Linked DNA regions of Homo sapiens: region 2 is linked to region 1. Evidence: read pairs that join two places in POLR2A ChIA-PET (ENCODE). Cell type or tissue: B cell. All regions are shown on one strand. Each heading gives the region's core, and the rest is flanking DNA. Links, peaks and the distances in the headings are about the cores only.

Region 1 (5,000 bases), core at 1-5,000:
GATTCAGTTTTTGTCTGAAAAAAATAATTTATATATATATATTCTATTATAAAAGCAATATGTGCTCAATAAAAATAAATAAAAAGGTAAGTAGAAGGATTATCTGAAGTCCCACAAAACAAACATGTAACACAGTTTTGGTATACAACCAGGCAGTCTTTTCCCTCCTATATACAGGGTAGTTTGTTTGGTGCCTTTAAAATTATTTTAATATCTGTAACCACAGTGTGCCTTCAACCCCATGCTCTCTTTTCTACACTAATAACAAAGGTATTTCTATGCTACCTAATCTTCACAAAAATTTTAATCACAGTGAATGCTTGCTATGTTTTAAATGTCCCCTCCAAACCTCATGTTGAAATTTGGTTGCCACTGTCACAGTATTAAGGGGTGGAACCTTTAAGAGGTGATTAGGTCATGAAGGCTCCACCCTCATGAATGGATTAATGCCATTACTACAAGAGTGGGCTCCTAATAAAGGGGTGAATTCAGTCCAATTTTCCTCTCTCCATCTCACATCTGCCATGGGTTGATGCTTGCTTGATGTTGGTGCCATGCTCTCAGACGTCCCAGCTTCCCGAACCATGAGCCAAACAAATCTCTTTTCTTTATTAATTACCTAGTCCATGATATTCTGTTATAGCAGCAGAAAACGAATGAAGGCAATGCTCCTTCATTTATTTAACCTATTCCCAGATAACTATTTTCAGTTATGATAAACATATTTAACTGTTTTCAGGAAGTTAGAATTATTTCCTTATGCTAGAGTTCCCAAGATGAACTACTAAATCAAAGGCAGAAATTCTTACTAATTCTACTTCAGAGAAAAAATTGTGAGGGTAAGTATATGAGCTTCTTATGAGAATGCTTTGAAAACTGTAAGGCACTACATAAATGTAAGATAGTATTATCATTAGTTTTATAAGTCCATATTGTATTGGACTTACATAAGCCTAGTATGGTACTCCATAAATCTCTGAATATTTTCTAAAAACAAAATCACCAATATATAAGCATACTATTTGTACATTTCATCTTAATCTTTTTTTTTTTCTTTTTTTTGAGACAGGGTTTCACTGTCGCCCTGGCTGGAGTGCAGTGGCACAATCATAGCTCACTAAAGCCTTTAACACCTAGGCTCAAACAATCCTCCTGCCTCAGCCTCCTGAGTAGTTGGGACTACAGGCACAAGCCACTATGTCCGGATAATTTTTTTAATTTTTTGTAGAGATGAGGTCTTGTTGTGCTGCCCAGGCTGGTCTCGAACTCCTGAGCTCAAGTGATCCTCCTGCCTTGGCCTCCCAAAATGTTGGAATTACAGGCTTGAGCCACTGCACCTTGCAAGAATCTTAAAACCTTTTTGATCATGCTGTCGCGAGTCAAACAACTTAAAAGTGATTTTGAAAAAGCAATGAACAGACTAAATTATAAGAGTGGTAAAGTTAAGAAGCAGAGATGTAAAGAACATGGTGCTGACATGGGGCTCAGGGCACATAATACTCAACTTTTTGATTCTTTAGATGAGAAGTCTGAGACACAGCAGAAAGATACTATCTGCCCAAGGTACTGGCAAGTTAAAAGTGATGGAATATAACCCTGAAATTTCTTTTTTTTCTGAGACAGAGTCTTGCTCTGTAGCCCAGGCTGGAGTGCAGTGGTGCGATCTCAGCTCACTGCCAGCTCCGCCTCCTGGGTTCACATCATTCTCCTGCCTCAGCCTCCTGAGTAGCTGGGACTACAGGTGTCCGCCACCACACCCAGCTAATTTTTTTTTTTTTTTTTTTTTTTTTTTGTATTTTTAGTAGAGTAAAGACAGGGTTTCACTGTGTTAGCCAGGATGGTCTCAATCTCCTGACCTCGTGATCCGCACACCTCGGCCTCCCAAAGTGCTGGGATTACAGGTGTGAGCCACCGCACCCGGTCTAACCTTGAAATTTCTAATTGTTGGTGTTATGTTCTTTCCATTAAATCATTTCATCCACCTTTTTGAAATCTGTGGATGACAAAATTTCATTCCTTTCATTGCATCTACCTAAATAATTTAATTATTTAAATGTAAAGTGCTAGTCTGCATTTATAATATATATATTTTTAAACCAATAATTTACAGAAATATCTACAAAGTTATTATTTTAAATACAGAATTATGATATGGGTCTATCCACAGATAACTGTGGGTATGTTGGTGAAAGTAGTCTCTCTTTCAAAAAGATAAATTAGCAAAACATAACATCATTAAAAGTTCCAAAATTTAGAATTTCAAATCTACTGTGCTACCTTCCCCTAAAATCTAGAGACTTTGGGTTTTGAATCAGGCAATATAAACCATTTTTTTGGAGCTCATCTCTTTAAAGAGCTTACACCTAAGCTATGCCGGTCACTTTGATGCCAACTAAAATCAGACCAAATTCATTTTTCATATAGCTCATAATTCATTTCATGATGCTTAATCATAAAAAGTATAGTGAGAATTTATATGCCATCCTCTCTGAACTAGCTAGCACTGCATATTTCATTTCAGTTGAGGTACATTCTTTAAATATTTTCCTCCCAGCAAAAGATGTCACTCATGGTGGTGCTTTGGAAAAGGCTAATCTTATTACTGAACAAGTAAAAAGGCTAAAGTGAATCTTTTAAAACAACTAGGATAAAGGAAGAGATAGATGTTATCAAAGATGGTAAGCCAAGTAAGGTGCTAAATTTATATTGAGCTATTAGCCACAGAAAAAAAGGGAAGCCTGTTATGTAAGATGTTTCTTCCTGTCTGACAAAAGGAAAGCAGCAAGTACGGTCTCCTGAACTTAGAGTCAGATATTAGGGTCTGAATTTCTTTGTTTATCTAACAGCTGTGTGACTATGAGCAAAAGACTCACCCTTCAGAGGCTCAGTTTATCTAAATGTAAAATGAAGATAATAATACCAACACTTTAAGGGTTTCTGCAAAGGATAAAAGAAATAATATATGTGAAAGGGCCCTGTGCCCTAAAATAAGCTATATATGTAAGTTACAATTGTTTTATTTTTCATTTGGAAATATATTTTTGGCACTGTATTTGTAGTTTCAGTTTAAAAGGAAAAAATGTCCAACTGAGATAAAAAGTTTTATCAATTTACACTTTCAGCAATCAAAGAGTACAGTAATCATAGTCAATGACATTAAAAATGTCTAGCACATTGGTTAATAGCTAATGATGGCTCTCAGAAAAATTAATACATGAACACTTAACCAATCATTTGCAACTAGAAAAATGCAGTATGTTATCCCTTTAAACACAGAATAGAACTTTTGGAAAAAACTATGTATAAATAAATATAATTTTTTGACCTCAATTAAAACATTAAATAGATACAAGAGATGTGTGTGTGTGTATATATAATATTTACATATATTATATATTTTATATATACAATATATAATATACATTAAACAGAAATGAGTTGTTTAATTATCAACCTTAAAGAGGAAAGAACAATCTCTGACTGACTCATTCATCATTCATTCTTTCAATAGACATCTTTTTTTTTTTTTGAGACAGGGTTTGCCATGTCGCCCAGGCTGGAGTGCAATGGTACAATCACAGCTCACTGCAGCCTTGACCTCCTGGACTCAGGTGATTTTCCCATCTCAGCCTCCCAAGTGGCTGGAACCACAGTTGGACACCACCACACCCTGCTAATTTTTTTATTATGGGGTCTTGTCATCTGCCTCTAATAAATAAATAAATAAATAAATAAATAAATACAACCTAATTTAAAAATGGTCAAAGGGTTGGAATAGTTATTTCTCCAAAGAAGATATACAAATGGCCAATAAGTACATAAAAGAGTAATGACACTCAACATCATTAGCCATTAGAAAAAATTCAAGTCAAAACCATTTACAACTAGTAGGATGGCTATAATAAAAAAGAAAAATAAGTGTTGGTGAGGATACAGAGCAATTGGAACCTGATACCGTTTGGCTGTGTCCCCACCCAAATCTCATCTTGAATTGTAGCTCCCATAATTCCACGTGTCATGGGAGGGACCCAGTGGGAGGTAATTGAATCATGGGAGCAGGTCTTTCCTGTGCTGTTCTTGTGATAGTGAATAAGTCTCACAAGATCTGATGTGAGATCAGATTTATAAAGGGGAGTTCCCCTGCACACGCCCTCTTGCTTGCTGCCATGTAACACAGTAAAATTGCTTCTACTTTGCCTTCTACCATGATCGTGAGGCCTCCCTAGTCATGTGGATCTGTGAGTCCATTAAGCCTCTTTCCTTTATAAATTACCCAGTCATGGCTATGTCTTTATTAGCAGCATGAGAACAGACTAATACAGAACCTTTGTACATTAGTAGTGGGAATGTAAAATGGTGTTGCCACTTTAGAAAACAGTCTGGCAATTCCTCAAATTTAAACATAGCTACCATATGGCTCAGCAATTCCACTCCTAGGTATACACCCCAAAATAATGAAAACTATATCCCCACAAAAACTTGTACCCAAATGTTCATAACAGCATTCTTATAACAGCCAAGAAATGGAAACATCCCAAAAGTCTATCAACTCGTAAATGGATAAATAACATGTCGTATATACATACACATCTTCCAACTGCAAAAAAAATTGGCTACAAAAAGGAATGACTCATACATGCTACAAAATGGATAAACCTTGAGCCTATGGAAAGCAAATAAAGCCAGTTACAGAAGACCACATATTTTATGATTCCATTTGTAAGAAATGTCCAGAACAGCAAATCTATAGAAACAGAAAGTAGGCTGGTAGCTGCCCAGGGATGGGGAACCTGAGGGAATGAGGAATGACTACTAGTGGGTACAGGGTTTCTTTTGGGGGCAATGAAAATGTTCTATAATTGACCGTGGTGATAGTTGCACAATTTGGTGAATATATTAAAAGCCACTGAACTATATACTTTTTTTTTTTTTTGAGACACAGTCTTGTTCTATTGCCTAGGCTGGAGTGCAGTGGCATGGCTCATGCAACCTCCGCCTCC
Region 2 (15,999 bases), core at 8,956-13,955, 170 kb before region 1:
TCCTAGCGTCCCTTGAAATGCTCGGTTTTGCAGGATTCCTACCTTGCCCAGGGTTGGAAGAATGGACATTTCTTTTCATTCCACAGGCATTTTTATGCCCTCACCTCTGGGGCATGGGGGTCCCACACTGGCCAGCCTCCCACCGTCCCTCCCACTGATGTCACCACTTCCACGTCCTATGCCATGGATGGGGCAGCCTCTGAAGACATTCAGGGCAGGGCCCACCTGCGAGCTGGGTGGTGGGAGCTGTGGTTGGAGCAGGAGGCGTGGGCCCCAGGCATTTCCTGCTGTGGACCCACTGTGTGACCTTGGGAAAGTCTCTGTCCTCTCTGGGCCTCTACTGTGGCACAGATGGAAGTCAGTTCTAAAGGACTCTGCCTTTAAAGCTGCAGAGAGGAGGCTGAGGGCCTTCCCAAGAGCCCCTCCATTCCTAGCTTTTTCGGCTCACTCGGCTTCTATCCTGCCTGAGCTCCCCAGCATCCAGCCTTCACTCCCCACCTCTGCTTTGCTATACCCAGAGGGGCTGGCTGTGAGACCCTCCCTCTCCAAGGGCTTCAGAGCCACCTTTCACTTCACCTCCAGAGCCTGCCCCAGCTCTGGCCTTGCATTTCCGCTGTAAGCCATGGCCTCAGCCCTTCCATTCCTCCTTTCCTGGTCTTGGCTTCACCTTCCCCTTATCCCCTAGGGCTTGTTATGCCCCCCAAGGATGGCGATTCCCCACCCTGCTTCCAACCCAAAGCAGGAAACATTCCTCAGTGAACGGGTCCTGGGATCCTAGAGCTCTTGGGTTCCTCAGTGACTGAGGGGCAGAGGACAGAGGGAGTATAGAGGTAGAATTGTGTTACTCCTCACCTCCCACAAAAAATACGTTGAAGTCCTAACACCAAATACCTGTGAATTTGGCCATACATGGAAATGGGGTCTTTGCAGCTATAACTAGTTAAGTTGAGGTCATACTGCTGTAGGGTGGGCCCTAAGAAGAGAAGACAGAGAGACACAGGGTAGAATGCCATGGGACAACAAGCAGAGACTGGAGCCATCCAGCTGCAAGCAAAGGAGTGCCAAAGATTGCTAACTACCACCAGAAGCTAGAAAGATACAAGGAGAGCTCTTCCCTAGAACCTTCAGTGAGAGTATGGTGCAGCCAACGCCTTGATGTTGGACTTCTAGCCTCCAGAACTGTCAGAATACGTTCTGTTGTTGTAAGCCATCCAGTGTGTGGCACTGTGTATGGCAGCCCTTGGAAAGTAATACGAGACCGTACAGCTGGCTGCAGGCTTCACCCAGCTGCCCTCCCGGCCTGAGTGCTCTTTGTAGTGGGGGAATCAGAGCTCGTCCCTCCCCAGCTCACCACTCTTCTCTGGCTCCCTGTTTCACTGGCTTCCACGCGCCACTTCATAGCTGATCCAGCCACCTTCTCTGGCATCCTCTCGCACTGCTGTCTGCCTTCTTTCAGTTCTGGGTACCCCAAATGATAGCTGTGGTTCTCTCCTCCATGTCTTTGCTTATGCTGTGCCAGAAAACACATCTTTACCCAGTTCACGTCTTGCTCATTCTTTAACACTTCTCTTGGACAATCCTTTCTTCCAGGAATAATAACAAACCTTTGTGGAGGCTTCCCATGGGCCAATCACTGTGTGCTAAGTGCTTTCTGTGAATCACCCCATTCAGTCCTTACCTCTGGTGGGTAGGTGGCCTTATCCCCATTTTATAGACAGGAAAACCAAGGCTCAGCTAGGGCTCCATGAGCTTCCCACAGTCTGAAGGGGCACTGGTGGGGTCAGGACCAGGTCTGCCTGGCAGAAGCAGTGCTCTGCTTCTGCTCCACGAAGCCACCACCCCTGCCTGGGGAGCCCGCGTCTCCCCAGGAGCATCTGCTCCTCCAGGCCTCCAGCTGCTGCACGTTTCAGGATAACAAATTATCCTGTAACAAGAGGTGAAATCAAATGCGGGCCAAATAGTTTTCCGCAGCAATTTCATGCAAAATAATTCCAAGGCATCCGTCTTTTTCATCATGTGGGGTTAGAACACATGGAGACAGAAGAACCAAGGAGCCAGAACCCAACCTGGCTCTCACAAATAAATAAACAAGGCACAGACGACATCATGGCCAGCAGGCGGCTGGAGCATAAATCAGGGCTTTTATGGGGTGGGTGGCCTGTCAGGGACCCTACCCCCTGCCTGGCCTCTGAAAGAGAATACCAGTGAACATCCTTGTGACCCAAGCCAGCCCCACTCACTAATATGCCAATCCCGGGTCCCCTGCCAGCCCCTCAGCCCTACCTAGAAGCCCCCTGAGGTTTATCAAGGGCGGGCTCTCACATAGACACCCACCCACTGATTCTCTCCCTCATTCATTGATTCACTCTGTACTTCATGTATAATAAGCACTCAGTAAAAATGTCCTGAATGGATAAATTTGCTCACCACCCCTCTCCTTCCACCTTTTTTCCCATCTACCTCCCATAAGAATTTCTCCACTGTGTCTGTATCACTGAGGTCACTTCAAGATGCAATGCCCCGGCCAGGGTGCCGGATTGGCTGAGCTGGATCTCTCACATCATGCCCTCGGTACAGGGAGGTGTGGGGCTGAGAGGAGAGGGGCCGGGTAGACACTTCAGCTTCTGTAGCAGACCCGAAGTCCTGCCTCCTGCCAAGAAGCCTCCCAAACAGGAATGGGGCTAGATGGGCAGTGAAACAACATATGTCCCGATGTCCTCCTGAAATACTGTGTGGCCTGTGCCTGTGAGCAGGATTCCATCTATTAATATTTGGGCCTCACTGCCCTTCAGCCAGTTCTAGGAAGACCCCTTTCTCCTAAGGGCTTAGGGTTTGCTGACTAGGCCAGTGGTTCCACTACCCACCATTTCACATGTCTAGATCCTGCATTTGGCACTCAGTGGGTTTTCCGTGAATGACAGCTCTTACTGCCTCCCATTTTCCATCCCAGTAGACCTCATGGCTTTTTTTTTCCATTCATCCACTCATTATTGTGTGTTAAACACACAATAAAAACAAAAAACGTGCCATCAGTAACATTCAGTATTTCACAATGGGCAACCATCACCACTGTCTAGTTCCAGAACAATTTCATCATCCTAAAAGGAACCCTCATTTCCCCATTCCCCCAGTTCCTGGCAGCTACTGGTCTCCTCACAGCTTGGCAGTGATTATTCTAACACAAAAGAGGTAGATGCATTATCCCCAATTCATGGATGCAGAAACAGGGCTGTGCATACATGCTCACATGAATGCATCAACACATACACAGCTGGCTTCAGCTGGGCCCCACTCACTCTCCACAGAGCAGCACCTTCAGAGCAGTGTGTCCTGGGTCTCCCTCCAAGCCCCTTCCTGGTGTTACAGGATCTTTAGGGTGTTGCTTCACCAGCTGGAAACCTCTGTGGTTGGTGGCACCTCTGCTTGGGTTTTGCTTGTGCCTGCTGGGTTTGTTCCACCCACTCAGTCTGACAGGCTGTGCTTGGTTCCTGCTACTGGCCTGGATCCTGCCAAAGTCAAGTCAGGCATGGAGCGGTGAGGGGTGTATGAGCAAGTGAGCGCAGAGTCCGGCCACCACACATAGCCAGGCCAGCTGTGGTGGGGTGGTCAGCTCCAGGTGTTGGCTCTGTGCAAGGCTGCAGCTGGACTAGATGTACCAAGCGGCTTCCACCACAGGCACCAGCATCTGGAAAAGGGAAACACAATGGCACCCGAAATGTCAGAGACACCAGGAACCACAGATCCCCAAAGAGGGTATTACAACATGTAACAGCCCTTGCTCAGGGAGCCCAAAGTCTGGGCTTCCAGAAGGGCTGCAGCTTTTCTCTCCTAATTGCCCACAATATGGTAAGCCGGGGGGAGGGGGGGGTTGTGTTTCAGTCCTGTCTGTGTTACAGCTCTTTCAGTCCTGCCATTTGGCAGGTCCCAAGTTCTTGTCCCGCACCCAGGAAGAATGAGGTACTTGGACAACTGGAGGGTGAGCAAAGCAGAGAGGAGCATTATTGAGCAACAGAACAGCTCTCAGGAGACCTGAAGTAGGCAGCTCCTTTCTGCAGGCTGGTCATCCCAGTGAGTGTCCAGCTCTCAGTGGAGAGGAGACCTGTAGTGGGTAGCTCCTTTCCACAGGCAGGTCATCCAAGCAGGTGTATGAGTCTGGCTGAGTCTGGGGCTTTTATGTGCTCAGAATAGAGGAAGTGCGTGCTGATTGGTCCATGGGTGACCATGGGTGGGTCTGGAAAAAGCACCACCCTATTGGCCAAACAGTCATCAATGAAGTTCTCACTCCCCATGTTGACTTCTCCGAGCACTGACAGCCCAGCCCCCATGCTTCAGGTTGTCCCTGGCTTGAAGGTGGGGCCTCACAGGGACCCATCCCTTCCTGCCTAGGAACCTGTCTGCCTCCTGATGCCATCAACATGTCATTCACAATGCCCATGCTGTTCACACCAAGGGACATCTGCAGGCTCATGCTGAGCCACCTTTGGCCCCCAGCCTTCCTGTAGCACTCCTCACCCAATGTTCAGAGGGGGCTTGAGGTGGCAGGGTGCTGGCGTGTCAGTGCCACCCCAAGCATGTGCACACCCAGCTGGGTCACAACAGTGCCTGGGCTTGGCTACACGCCCCCTGCTTGCCACATTGCAGGTGATGAGAAGGAGAGAAAAGCTGTGGCCCTTGTGGGAGCCCAGACCTTGGGGCTCCCGGAGCCAGGGCTGTGACATGTTGTAACACCCTCTTTGGGGCTCTGTGGTTCCTGGCATCTCTGACCTTTCAGGTGCCCTCATGTTTCCCTTATCCAGACACTGCTGCCTGCTGCAAAAGCTCCGAACTCAGAGCAGGCATTGGGAGCAGGCACTTCCAAGCCTGCAGGCCAGATAGCATGGGGATGCCTAGGCTGGGAGCCATGACTGGGTGGCTGTAGCTGTGCCCAGGAGCATGGGGCTCCCATCCTGCCAACTCAGTAGAGTGCGGGGCCACCACCTGTTCCTGGCCCCACTGGCTCCATGGAACCTGCAGCCCTGGCTGTACCTCCCCTGCTACAGCTGGAGTCCCCACAGTGGCTGCTCCAGATGGGCTGCTGCCACCATCACTGGCACCTTCAAGGCTGAGGCAGATGCCTCCCTCCAGTGGCTCTGGATTTCTTTCCTTGGTATGTGTGAAGGAAAGGAGTGTGCTGTCAGTTCATAGGTAGTCTTGGTTGGTTACCCTGTAAATCTAGGCTATTGACTGATGGACTGAAAAGGCCTCAGGTGATGGTGGGGGTTAGGGAGGAAGGTGGCAGGGAGGGTGCCCAGGACGCAAGCCACACCTCTGTTGGTTTTGGCCCCTGAGCAGAAGTTGACACGGTTCTCCTTGGCTGGTAGGCAGGGTTTGATTACACACACACAGCCCCTCCTGCTCACACCTCTTGGCCTTTGCAGACACTGTGTGCTCTATCTGGACTCCTTTGTCTCCCTCAAACCTCTCCAGCCTGTTGCTCCTATTCATCCTTCAAAACCCTCTTAGTGTCACCTCTGCATGGGAAGGGCAGTGATCTCAACCCTAGTGTAGTCAGTGACAGAATCTCCAGGGGGTGGAGGCTGGACCTTTGGGCAGCTACAAAGCTCCACAGGTGGGTATGGCTTGCAGCCTGCCCTGAGAACCCCTTTGAGATCCAGCCACCTGTGCTCCCCATCGGAGCTCCTTCCCCCTATTTGGAGAATGTCCATCCCCCCCGTTCTCTGAGCAACTTGACACAAGAGTCTGCAGAACATCCTGGTTAAGAGCCCAAGACATTTTTTGTTTTTTAAACCAGCTTTATTGAGATATAATTCACATGTCATATAATTCTCCCATTTAAAGTGTACAACTAATGGCTTTTGTTATGTTGCATTATTAATTTTTTTAAATTGTGGTAAAATATATATAACATAAAGTTTGCTATTTTAGCCATTTTAAGTGTATAATTCAATGCCATTAATAACATTCACAATGTTGTACAACCACAAGAGCCCCAGATTTTGGCTTCAGATGGAGACCTGGGTTTAGTCCTGGTTCTTTCACTCCATAGCTGTGCAGCATGCCCTCCAAACCCCTACTTACCCATCTGGAAATAAGGATTCTAGGGGCTACTTCATATAGTCATTCTGAGGATTACATGAGGCACCGGGGGGTGACAGGGCCTCATCGATTGTGGAACCCAGTATGAGGGCTCCCCATATGCCACTGCTGTGTAGCATTATCACCCATGTGCTGTGTGGCCTCAGGCGAGTCCCTGGCCCTCTCTGGCCCCAGCCCCTGGCTTTAACAAGGCTGAATTTGGATTAGATGACCCTGAGGGCCTAGGAGCTCTGCCATCCAGTGCTCACTGGTCTGCCCCATCAGAAGTCATCTGCCTTCACTGAGATGTTAACCTCCTCCTCTGAGAACTGCCCCCTAGTGGTCCTGGCAACCATGGTGATCATGTGACATGGCCATAGGTGACTGGACCTGAGAGGACGTGTGACTCAAGTACATTTGGACCTGGGACACTGGCCTGCTGATGGGTGGTCAGTGGTGCTGGAGTGGGGAGCTGAGATGTGGAAGATGCACATGTAGCTTAAGCCCAGCTGGGGTGAGGGATGGCAGTCATGGGGGACTCATTTGGAACAGGTGGCAGGCCCAGATCCTGACATGCCAGGCCAAGGAACTTGGACTTAAATCCTGAGGGGAGTGGGAACCCCATCATTCTTGGGCATTAAAACCATGCTGGGCCCCATCATGGAGCCTCTCAGGGCTGAGCTAAGGGAGGAGGGTGTGGCACAGGGTGAGGGAATGAACAGGGGTCCCCAGGCCATGTGACTTTGGGCCAGGCTGGGCCTCTCAGCTCTGGACAGAGCTCCAGTCTTCTCTTTCTGACAGTAGAGTTGGACTCAGGGGTTCCCAAGGCCCCTCAAGCACTGATTGTCCCCGAAAATCACAGGGCTTTGAGACCAGGACTGAGGTAGGGAGGACTGGGGGAGGTCCTAACTAGACACTCTCAGTAATTGGAGCTGTTCTTGTCCATGCATGCAAAGGCTGGTTCCCAGAGAGCAGGAGGACGCAGCTCCAGGTGTGCAGATGGAGTCTTCCCCAGGCAGGACAGAACAGGGGGCTGGAAACCCCAGGGTCTGCAGGGACTGTCTGGGGTCTGCAGCCCCTCCAGGCTGAGGCTCTATGCCACATCCATCAGGGGCTTTTTTTTTTTCTTTTAACAGAGTCTCACTCTGTCGCCCAGTCTGGAGTGCAACGGCGCCATCTTGGCTCCCTGCAACCTCTGCCTCCTGGGTTCAAGCGATTCTCCTGCCTCAGCCTCCTGAGTAGCTGGGACTACAGGCACATGCCACCATGCCCAGCTAATTTTTGTATTATTTAGTAGAGACTGGGTTTCACCATGTTGGCCATGCTGGACTCGAACTCCTGACCTCAAGTGATCCACCCGCCTCGGCCTTCCAAAGTTCTGGGATTACAGGCGTCAGCCACCATGCCCAGGTATCAGGGGCTTCTTTTTGGTCTACAGAAGTGCAGAAAACATCCCAGACTGAAAGCCGGTTGGGTGAGCTTCCTGTGCCTCCAGCCTGAGGGCCAGCATCCCAAGTGGCTCCAGAAGACAGCGCCAAGGATGGCTCTGTGCTGGGAGTCCTTGCAGGCCCAGAGCTGGCCCATCTGCCCTGGGAGTTAGACACCAGGCCTGCCCAGTGCAGCCTGTTGGCTATAGATGGCCAGCATAGATGATAGAGTTGTTAGGAATGGCTATGTTCCTGTGGCAGCATCTGTTTACTGTGATATGAGGCAGTGACTTAACCTCTTTGGGTCTCTGTTTCTGCATCTATAAGCTGGGAATAGCAATCTCTGTCCCTTGTGGAGCTGTCATGAGGCTTAGATGAGATGGTGTGTGTGTGGCGCTGACAGTGAGCCTGGGGTGGCCAGTGCTCTCCAGATGGCAGCCATGGCTCTAGCAACACAGACTGGGCCCTCTGGAATCTGGGGTGTGCAGAGGACAGTGGCCGGGAGTGAGAGGGGGGCTGGAAAGAAATGTGGGAGAGGTAGGAACCCCAGTAAGTCATGGGAGAAGGAGGGAAAAGCATCCCCACTGGGGTGAGGGGTCCTTGCTTCCTGAACCCCTTTCTGCTCCAGCTTCAGGTCCCACCTGGGCTTCCCACCCCCCACTGGCTTTCCCATGTAGGGCATGAAGATGTCTGCCCCTACTGACAGCAGCCACCAGGCACCAGGGGGGCGGGAGATATCCCCAGACTCTGGGAGCAGATCCCTATGTGGAGGAGGACACTGAGCTGCAGAGGAGGACAGTGATGTGCCACCACCTGCCACACAGGGAGCCGGACAAGGCCTGGCCCCTTCCCCACTCCTTGCTGTCTCCTGTGGTCACCTGTCAGTGTGGCCGCCATCTTGTTTCAGACAGGTCACCTGGGGGACTGCCCGACAGCGCCTGGCAGAGCAGCAGCAGAGCTTGGGGGCCAGCCATGCCAGACCTCCCCTCTCTTGGCCAAGCCACACGGCTCTGCTACAGAGCCTCCCAGTGCCCGAATCAGTCGGGGCCTCTAGCACTGCACCATCTTCGCAGGCTGGGTCCTCAGGGAGCTCGGTGAAGGCTCAGCTCCTCTCCTCACCCAGAGGAAAATCAGGTTGTGTTTTGAGGGAGCAACAGACAGAGAGATTGTGCTGGGCCTACTAGGCTCCTGCCTTCTCAGCGCCTGAATCTGTTTTGGGGCCCCTTTTGCTCTCCCATGGCTACAGGGCCCATCAAGCTTCTGTGGTGCCTTTGTGAAAGTTAGAAAAAGGTGCCCCATCTGGGCAGTCACAGCCCCGTGCCAGGATTTCACCCCCTCTCACCCCCTCAGCCAGTGCCCTTGTGCAGTGAACACCCTGCACAACTGGGCCCTGCCCAGCCTTCTCTGCTCTCCCCTCCCAGCTGAGTCCCATTCTAATGTGAGGCTTCCCTAGACATGCTGGGCAGGAGGCACCTTCTCCCCAGCACACCTTTTTTCCTTCTCAGGACCAACCCAGAGTCCTCTCTTGTGTCAGGAGGGCCTGTGGGGCCTGGGCAGGCAGAAGGCCCATGCCTAGGTTTATGTGCCTTCCAGAATTCTCCAGCTTAGCTCCTGTCTGTGGCTCCAGGCTCCAACTCCGAGGAGCACCAGAGCTCCCTCTCCTCCTGCTGTTGGGGCTCAGCCATCCTCACTTCCAGTGGTCTCTTCTTCTTTGAAGGTCTCTGTATTCCTGATGGAGATGCCATGGGCTGTGCACACCAGCTGAACTCCCCACTAGAGATCCTCTCTTTGCTCCCCATCACCCTTAGAACACAGTTGAGGGTCATTAACCCAGCCCCTCAAGGCCCTCACACCTGGCCCTGTCTTCACTTCCAGCCTCGCCCCAAGTCCCTCCCCTCCTACCCTCTGGGCTTCAGCCAGAGGAAATTCTTCTGTTCCCAAAAGGCACCAGGTGGTGTCAAGCCTTCATGCTACTCACCTCACAGTGCTCTCCTGCTCTAGAAATGAGTGATATTACAGATCCCAGCAGTTTACACAGAATGCTCATGACCATTAGCTCATTTGAACCTCACCACAGCTCTGGGAGGGGAACAGGGCAGAAGTTTTCCATCTATGCCACCTATTTTGGCATCTGGTAAGGTCCCCTCTTACGGATGCTGGGTCTTATAAAGGACAATATGATGATGTCTTCGTCCCTTTGGGCTGCTATAGCAGAATACCATAGACTTGGTAGCCTATAAACAACTGAAATGTATTGCTCGTGGTTCTGGAAGCTGAGAAGTCCAAGATCAAGGTGCAGACAGAGTCAGTGTCTGGTGAGGACCCACTATCTGCTTCAGGGACTGCCACCTTTTTGCTGTGTTCTCACATGGCATAAGGGATGCGGGGTCTCCCTGAGATCTCTTTTACGAGGGTCCTAATCCCGTCATGAGGGCTCCACCCTTATGACCCGATCACTTTCTAGAGGCCCCTAGAAATACCATCGCACTGGGATTAGGTTTCAACATGTGAATTTATGGGACACATTAAGACCACAGCAGCTGAGTAGATGGTGAATGGCTGGATGGGTGGGCAGGGACTGGATCTGGAGGGAGGCCAGGAAAAGTTTGAAAATGTGATAGAATCAGTGCAGCCTGGTAGGGGTCGGGGTGGCACTGAAGGGGGTTCTGGTCTGCACGATTGGGTGGCCCCAGAGTAGGGAGAGAGGCAGCCAGTGATCTCTGGGGTCCAAGAAGGGGAGGAAGGGCCTCCATGATGGGCCAGGGCCCCATAGGAGAAAGCAGTGCTGCAGAAGCCTCCTTTCTCCTGGTTAGTCAGGCACTGCCCAGGGATGAACGTGGCATCTGCCAGGGCTCTCAAGCCACCAAGTCAAATACTGGAAGGTCTCACTCTGCTTCAGCTGGCCACACCCACCCAGGAGGGCTCGGGCTGCAGGTGACATGTGGGGGAGGGGGTGAGCCAAGATAGCTTGCAGTGGGGTGGGGTGAGGGCCTGGAACTTTCCATCATATGGGCCTGGGACTTTGGTTTCTCAGTCCTCCCAACTCCCACAGTGGATAAGTCGGGGCTTTGGGGAGCAAGGGAGGAGAGTCTGAAAACCATCAAAGAATCTCCACCTGAGAGAGACACAGATGGGAGAATGGGGGTGGGGAGGAGAGGAATGGTGGAAGCTGGAGAACTGGAGGGATCTCTCAGTCAGGGGCTGCTCCCACCTTCCCCTGCCCTGTTCCTTTCCCAGGCTGGATGGGAGCCCCCCATGTCTGTGTATCTGCGTGTGTGTGCCCACCAGCTCGCATGCGTGTGTAATCGTACCTGCCTCATAGGGTTGCTACAGGAGGCTTGAACAAGTTCACGTTCATGAAAGGCTGGGTGCTGCTGGCACGTGGTAAGAGCTCTGTAAGTAAGAGCAGCCATCGCACAGGAGGAGAGTGTGATGGGCAACAGCTAGGACTTGAGTTTGGCTACCAGAGCTCCTACAACTGCTAAGTGTTAGCAGTGATGGGCGCTGTGAGCCCACTTGTGTTTGGTCCGCAGGGGTAACTTTTTGCAAGTACCACGGTCGGCCCCCTCTCCCCCCAGCAGCAAACCTTTGCCCCTCACGGCGCACCACACTCATCAGACAGTACCCTCTTTGCTAAACAGGGAGCAGGCGCTAACGTCCTGTGTCACTCCCCTACACACGCCTGCAGCTAGCTGTTCTCATTCTAGCTCCGTCCTCCTTTTGCCCTGTCCCACAGAAGAGACTTCCAACACCCCGTCCCTGGGCACCTCTTCCCTCTCTCAGGCCCCTCTCCACCCGGCAATCCCCGCCCCCCCGCAACCCCGACACCTCCCCTCCGCACTCCCTCCCATTTCCATGGAAACACATTCACTGTGCTCCCCCTCCATCCCTTTCCCCTTTCCCCCTGGCCTCACCTCTGTCCTAGCCTCAGGCCTGGCTCACCAGCCCTCCCTCCCTCATGCATCCTGATGCCCGACTGCCGCTCCTCTCCAGGCTCCCTCCCGCCTCTCGGGTCACTGGATCTCCCTCTTCTGCTCAGCAGTGGTAGGGTCCCTACTTCTCCCTCGACTCCTGGCTGTTCTCACTCTGCCTGCTCCGTGTCATTCGCCCTCATGTGGCCAGCAGCCAAGTGCTGATGCCCCTTAGCCCTCTCTCCCACCAGGCCCACTTTCCTGGGCTCTGCCACCTGCATCAGCTGCCCCTGGCACACTGCTCTAGGGTGGAGAGGGTTTGAAGCTGGAGACAGACTCAGATGCACACGCAGGTCTCCACAGGCCTTCATGGAACGCTGCCATTCCCATTTTGAAGCTCTCGTGGCATGGGGGCTCATTCCCTCCTGCCAGGAGAATCCCTATCTCTGCTTAGGAGAAAGCTCTCCCCTGGCACTGCCACTCAGCCTATCAGAGACCAGGAGGCAGAGCCACCTCTGGGATGGGCAGAGTGGGAAGTGCTGCTTCAACTCTTCCAAGTCAGGTGGCCATGGGCAAGTTCCTTCTACTTTCTGAACTCAGTTTCCTGAGCCACACAGGCCCCTCCAGCCCTAATATTCCACAGCTGCAGGGAGGGTTTGGAAAGCAGGAGGTCTGTGTTCCAGGCTTTTCTCTGCCACCCGCAGCCTGTGTGGTTTTGGGAGACTCTCCACCTGTTTCCTCAGTTTCCCCATCTGAACAATGAGTGAGCTGGCCCTAGTGATCTAAGGGGCTCCCTGGGTCCTGTCCTCTGTTTTGAATGTCACCTGGGTTGGGGAAGCTTGACCTCTTTCCCAACTAAAGCCCACCTCACGCTGGTCATCCGAGAGCTGGGGGTGCAACAGGTGGGAAATGGTGAGGGCAGGGGCAGGAGAGCTGCACTCCCTGGCCTGTAGTCTGGCCCCTCAGAGTGGATCCCCAGCCCAGTCACTTCAGAGGCAGCAACCGCTCCCTGTGTAGCAGACAGGGCCCCATCTTCACCCACCGTCACAGAATTCCTCTGAGCTGGCTGGGCAGGGACCCTATTTTACAGACAGGAAGACCAAGGCCCAAGGCAAGAAGGGGTCTGCCTAGATTCACACGGCTAGTCTGTAGCTAAGGTGGAACTCAGAGACTGTGAGAATTCCATGGTGTCATGTCCCTTGTCATTCACCGCAGCGGCCCACCCCCCACAGGGTCATTGGGTCCCACCCCTCCTGATGCAAAGGGGAAACTGAGACCCAGAATGGTGCAGAGCTGTGCATTCTCCCCATTGACCTCAGCTGCAGCTGCAGAGATAGCTGACAAAGCCCCAAACCTCTCCCCGGCAGCCTCGCTTGACGCCTAAAATCCCATCAGAGCCCCCACATTTGGGTAAAGCATGTATCCAGGGGCCCTTGTGACGAGAGGGGCAGAAAGGCAAGAATTACAGGCATGTGCTGTCCTCAGGCTCCCAGAACAGCCAAGAAGGAAGGAGCCTGGGGAGCCATGAGGGGCCAGGGGGCCAGAAAGGGTGAGGCATTTGCCCGGGTTCCACAGCGGGTTGGGGCTTAGTCAGGCAGCAGACCCCAGAACCAGTACCCATGCCCAGGTTGCCTGCCCCCACCCCCTGCCCCTTCGGGCAGCCTCCTCTTGTATGTATGGTCCTGGAAGGAAGGCCTGGAGTGGCAGGGCCAGTTCCTCCGGCTGGGACGGTGGGTGGGGTGCACAGGAACATCTCCCCCCAACCTGAGTCGCCCTTCCAGAGGATGCCGCGGGCGGTGGCAGATTAATGGTGCGGAGGCCACTCATTTCCTGTGGCCGGGAGACGGGCCACACCACACAGCCCCCCATTGTGGGCTGCCCTTATCTCGGGAAGTTCCGCCTGCCCCATCCGGAAGAGGCAGCTAGGACCCCATGCCCCTGGCCTCACCTTTCTTTGCCTTTTGGAAGCCAGGCTCACAGGTCTCAGATCCTGCAGGCCTCGGTCTCCCCTCCTCCCATGGGAAGCCTGGACTTGACCCTGGGAGGAGTGAGGAGCCTGGAGGGCCTGGACTTGACCCTGGGGGCAGTGGGGAGCCTGGAGGGTGGAGTAGGGGGGGCCTGGTCTCATCTGGGGTTAAGAGGGGCAATTCTAGGGGCTTCAAGAATGAACTGGGAGGGGCGAGGCTGGAGGCAGTGAGTAGAGGGAGCCTGGTTGCACATGGGGGCCCAGCTGGGATGGGGAGGACAGGGCAGGGCACCGCATTTCTCTGCTTAGAATCTCCCTTTGAGGAGTGTACACAGCCTCTGGTTCAGACACCCACTTTAGGAGGCAACACAGGCACACACAGATTCCCCAGAAAGCCTTCCCTGACTACCAGTTGGTCCAGATCTCCCCAGCCAAATGGGACTCAGCCCCCTGTGCTTTGCCTCAGACCGTTTAGACCCCTGAGCATCCTGTGTGGATGCAGATCTGTCTCCTTCATTAGACTGGACATGCCTGGATGGTGGAGACCCCCATGTCTCCAGGACTCACCCGACCCCTGCCCTCTCCACTAAACCTGGCTCCAGCCCAGCCCCCACCCCAGCCACATCTCCCTCCGCACAGGCTCTCAGAGACCCCTCCCCACAGACCTGCCCTCTCGCCTCCATGCTTTTGGCCAAGTATGTCCCTCCACCCGGAATGCCCCTTCTACGTCTCCCCTGGCCAAATCCCAGCCATCGTTAAGGGCTGCTCAGATGCCACCACTCCTTGAAGCCTTGCTAGGCCCACTACTGATGCCAGGCAGTTCTGCAAATGCCTTTCTCCCTTTTCTACCGGAGCAGCTGCATTCAATAAATTCGTTAAAAGATTCAATAGCTTTTTTTAAAAAAAGTTTGAGACCATTCAATTTGTCCATCCCAACCCTTGAGAGATGAAGACACCAGCTCAACTGAGGTCTCATGAGAAGTCTAGATCAGATTTTCATTTTAACAGAGGACGCTGTTGTCAGCTTCCAAGCATGAGTTCACCATTTCCCAATGAGCAACAACCCAAGAGCTCTGGAGGGCAGCTGCAGGCCAGCAGGTGGTGGAGTGAGGACCCTGCTGGTGCACTCGCTCCTCCCGTGACATCTGCCCCTCAGGAGTGGAGAAGAGGGAAGGATGGCCTCCCTGAGACCAGACAGACAAGCCTGTGCCCGGACCGCATGGATGAAGGTGCTCAGGGGTTAGCAGAAGGCTCACAGATACTTTCACCTCCATTTCTTCCCTTCCCCGCTCACAACCTCCCTCTGGACAGCTACCTTTATACTCATTTTACCGATGAGGAAACTGGTCCCAAGAGCTTGCGTGACTTGTTCAAGGTCACCCAGAATGACGGAGGGGCTGGGAAGCCAACCCCAGTCTTCCAGCCCAGCTCCAAGTTGGACAGTGTCAAAGCCCTGCCTGAGGTCACCCAAACACAGGAACGAATGACCTTATGTGTTTGTGGCTGGGGTGGGGGTGCCCCGTAGCTCCAGGGAGACACAGGGCAGGAGAAACCTACCACTGGGATGGAGTTTGAGTGGCTTTCCATTTCCCCGGCTGGGTCCTGAAGTTAATGATTGACTTGCAGTTCTGTGCACAGCCTGGCAAGTGCCCAGATTGGGGGGCTTGATCCCTGACACTCTGCCCTGAGGGGACTCTTAGAGTGGAGGTTGGGGGAGGAAGCCAGCCTGGGCCAGGGTGGTGGCTCCATAAGGCCATGGCCATGGGAGCTGGCCTCGGTCACTGGGGGTGGTAGTACCTGCCCCCCACCACCCAGCTGGGAGATAGAGAAGAAGGTGGGGGGCAGCGGGGAGGGTCAGGAAGGGGTGGTGGAGGAACACGACCCTCTTGGTGCCAAGGCCCTGGGCACAGTGGGTCTGGGGACGAATGAATCCCTTCCTGACAGCGATGGTGTTATCCCAGCCTGCTCCTCGCCCTGGGAGTCTTCAGGGCAGGCCTCAGGCTGCTTCATCTCAGGTGGAAGACAGTGGGCAACTTGGCCATACATACCCAAATACATCATTTGAAAGTCGGGATGCGGGCCAGGCAAGGTGGCTCATGCTTGTAATCCCAGCACTTTGGGAGGCCAAAGCGGGCCAATCACCTGAGGTCAGGAGTTCGAGACCAGCCTGGCCAATATGGTGAAACTCTGTCTCTAGTAAAAATACAAAAATTAGCTGGGTGTTGTGGCATGCACCTGTAATCCCAGCTACTTGGGAGGCTGAGGTAGGGGAATCGCTTGAACCCAGGAGGCGAAGGCTGCAGTGAGCCAAGATCGTGCCACTGCACTCCAGCCTGGGAGAGAGAGTAAGACTCCATCTAAAAAAAAAAAAAAAAAAAAAAAGTCGGGATGCCAGCATAATCTGGGCAAAAGATGGTGGTCAGTGGTCAGGGGGAGTGACTGACAATTGTCCTGATCTTCCGACAGCCCCTAGTGTACAGAGGAGAAAGCCTGGTTCACCCAGCAGCACATCTGGGGTGTAGCCGGGTCCTGAGGCAAGCCTAGAGCGCTGTCCTCAGCCCCTCCACTGGAGCCTGTGTGTTTGAGAATCCCTGCCTGAGGTTTGCCCTACTTCATGGGA

What was found. Peaks named below come from ENCODE experiments on the same cell type or tissue, not always from the same donor. Only the 100,000 strongest peaks of a DNase experiment are listed, where the experiment ranks them.
Region 2: POLR2A ChIA-PET joins it to region 1 with 6 read pairs; 2 of 35 experiments call an interaction of 5 or more read pairs at or near these places.

The regions. Positions count from the first base shown.
Region 1 is chr11:76,075,545-76,080,544 of GRCh38, reverse strand. All of the region lies in intron 13 of UVRAG (UV radiation resistance associated), which reads right to left. Among named protein-coding and RNA genes, the nearest start is that of WNT11, 130 kb to the left of the region's middle. In B cell, for the core only: no CTCF peak of the experiment used is centred there; a DNase peak (open chromatin) is centred at 2,754; H3K4me3 peaks cover 550 bases; H3K27ac peaks cover 992 bases.
Region 2 is chr11:76,238,875-76,254,873 of GRCh38, reverse strand. No RefSeq gene overlaps it. Among named protein-coding and RNA genes, the nearest start is that of TRP-TGG2-1, 11 kb to the right of the region's middle. RefSeq lists an enhancer at 11,284-12,116. In B cell, for the core only: no CTCF peak of the experiment used is centred there; no DNase peak of the experiment used is centred there.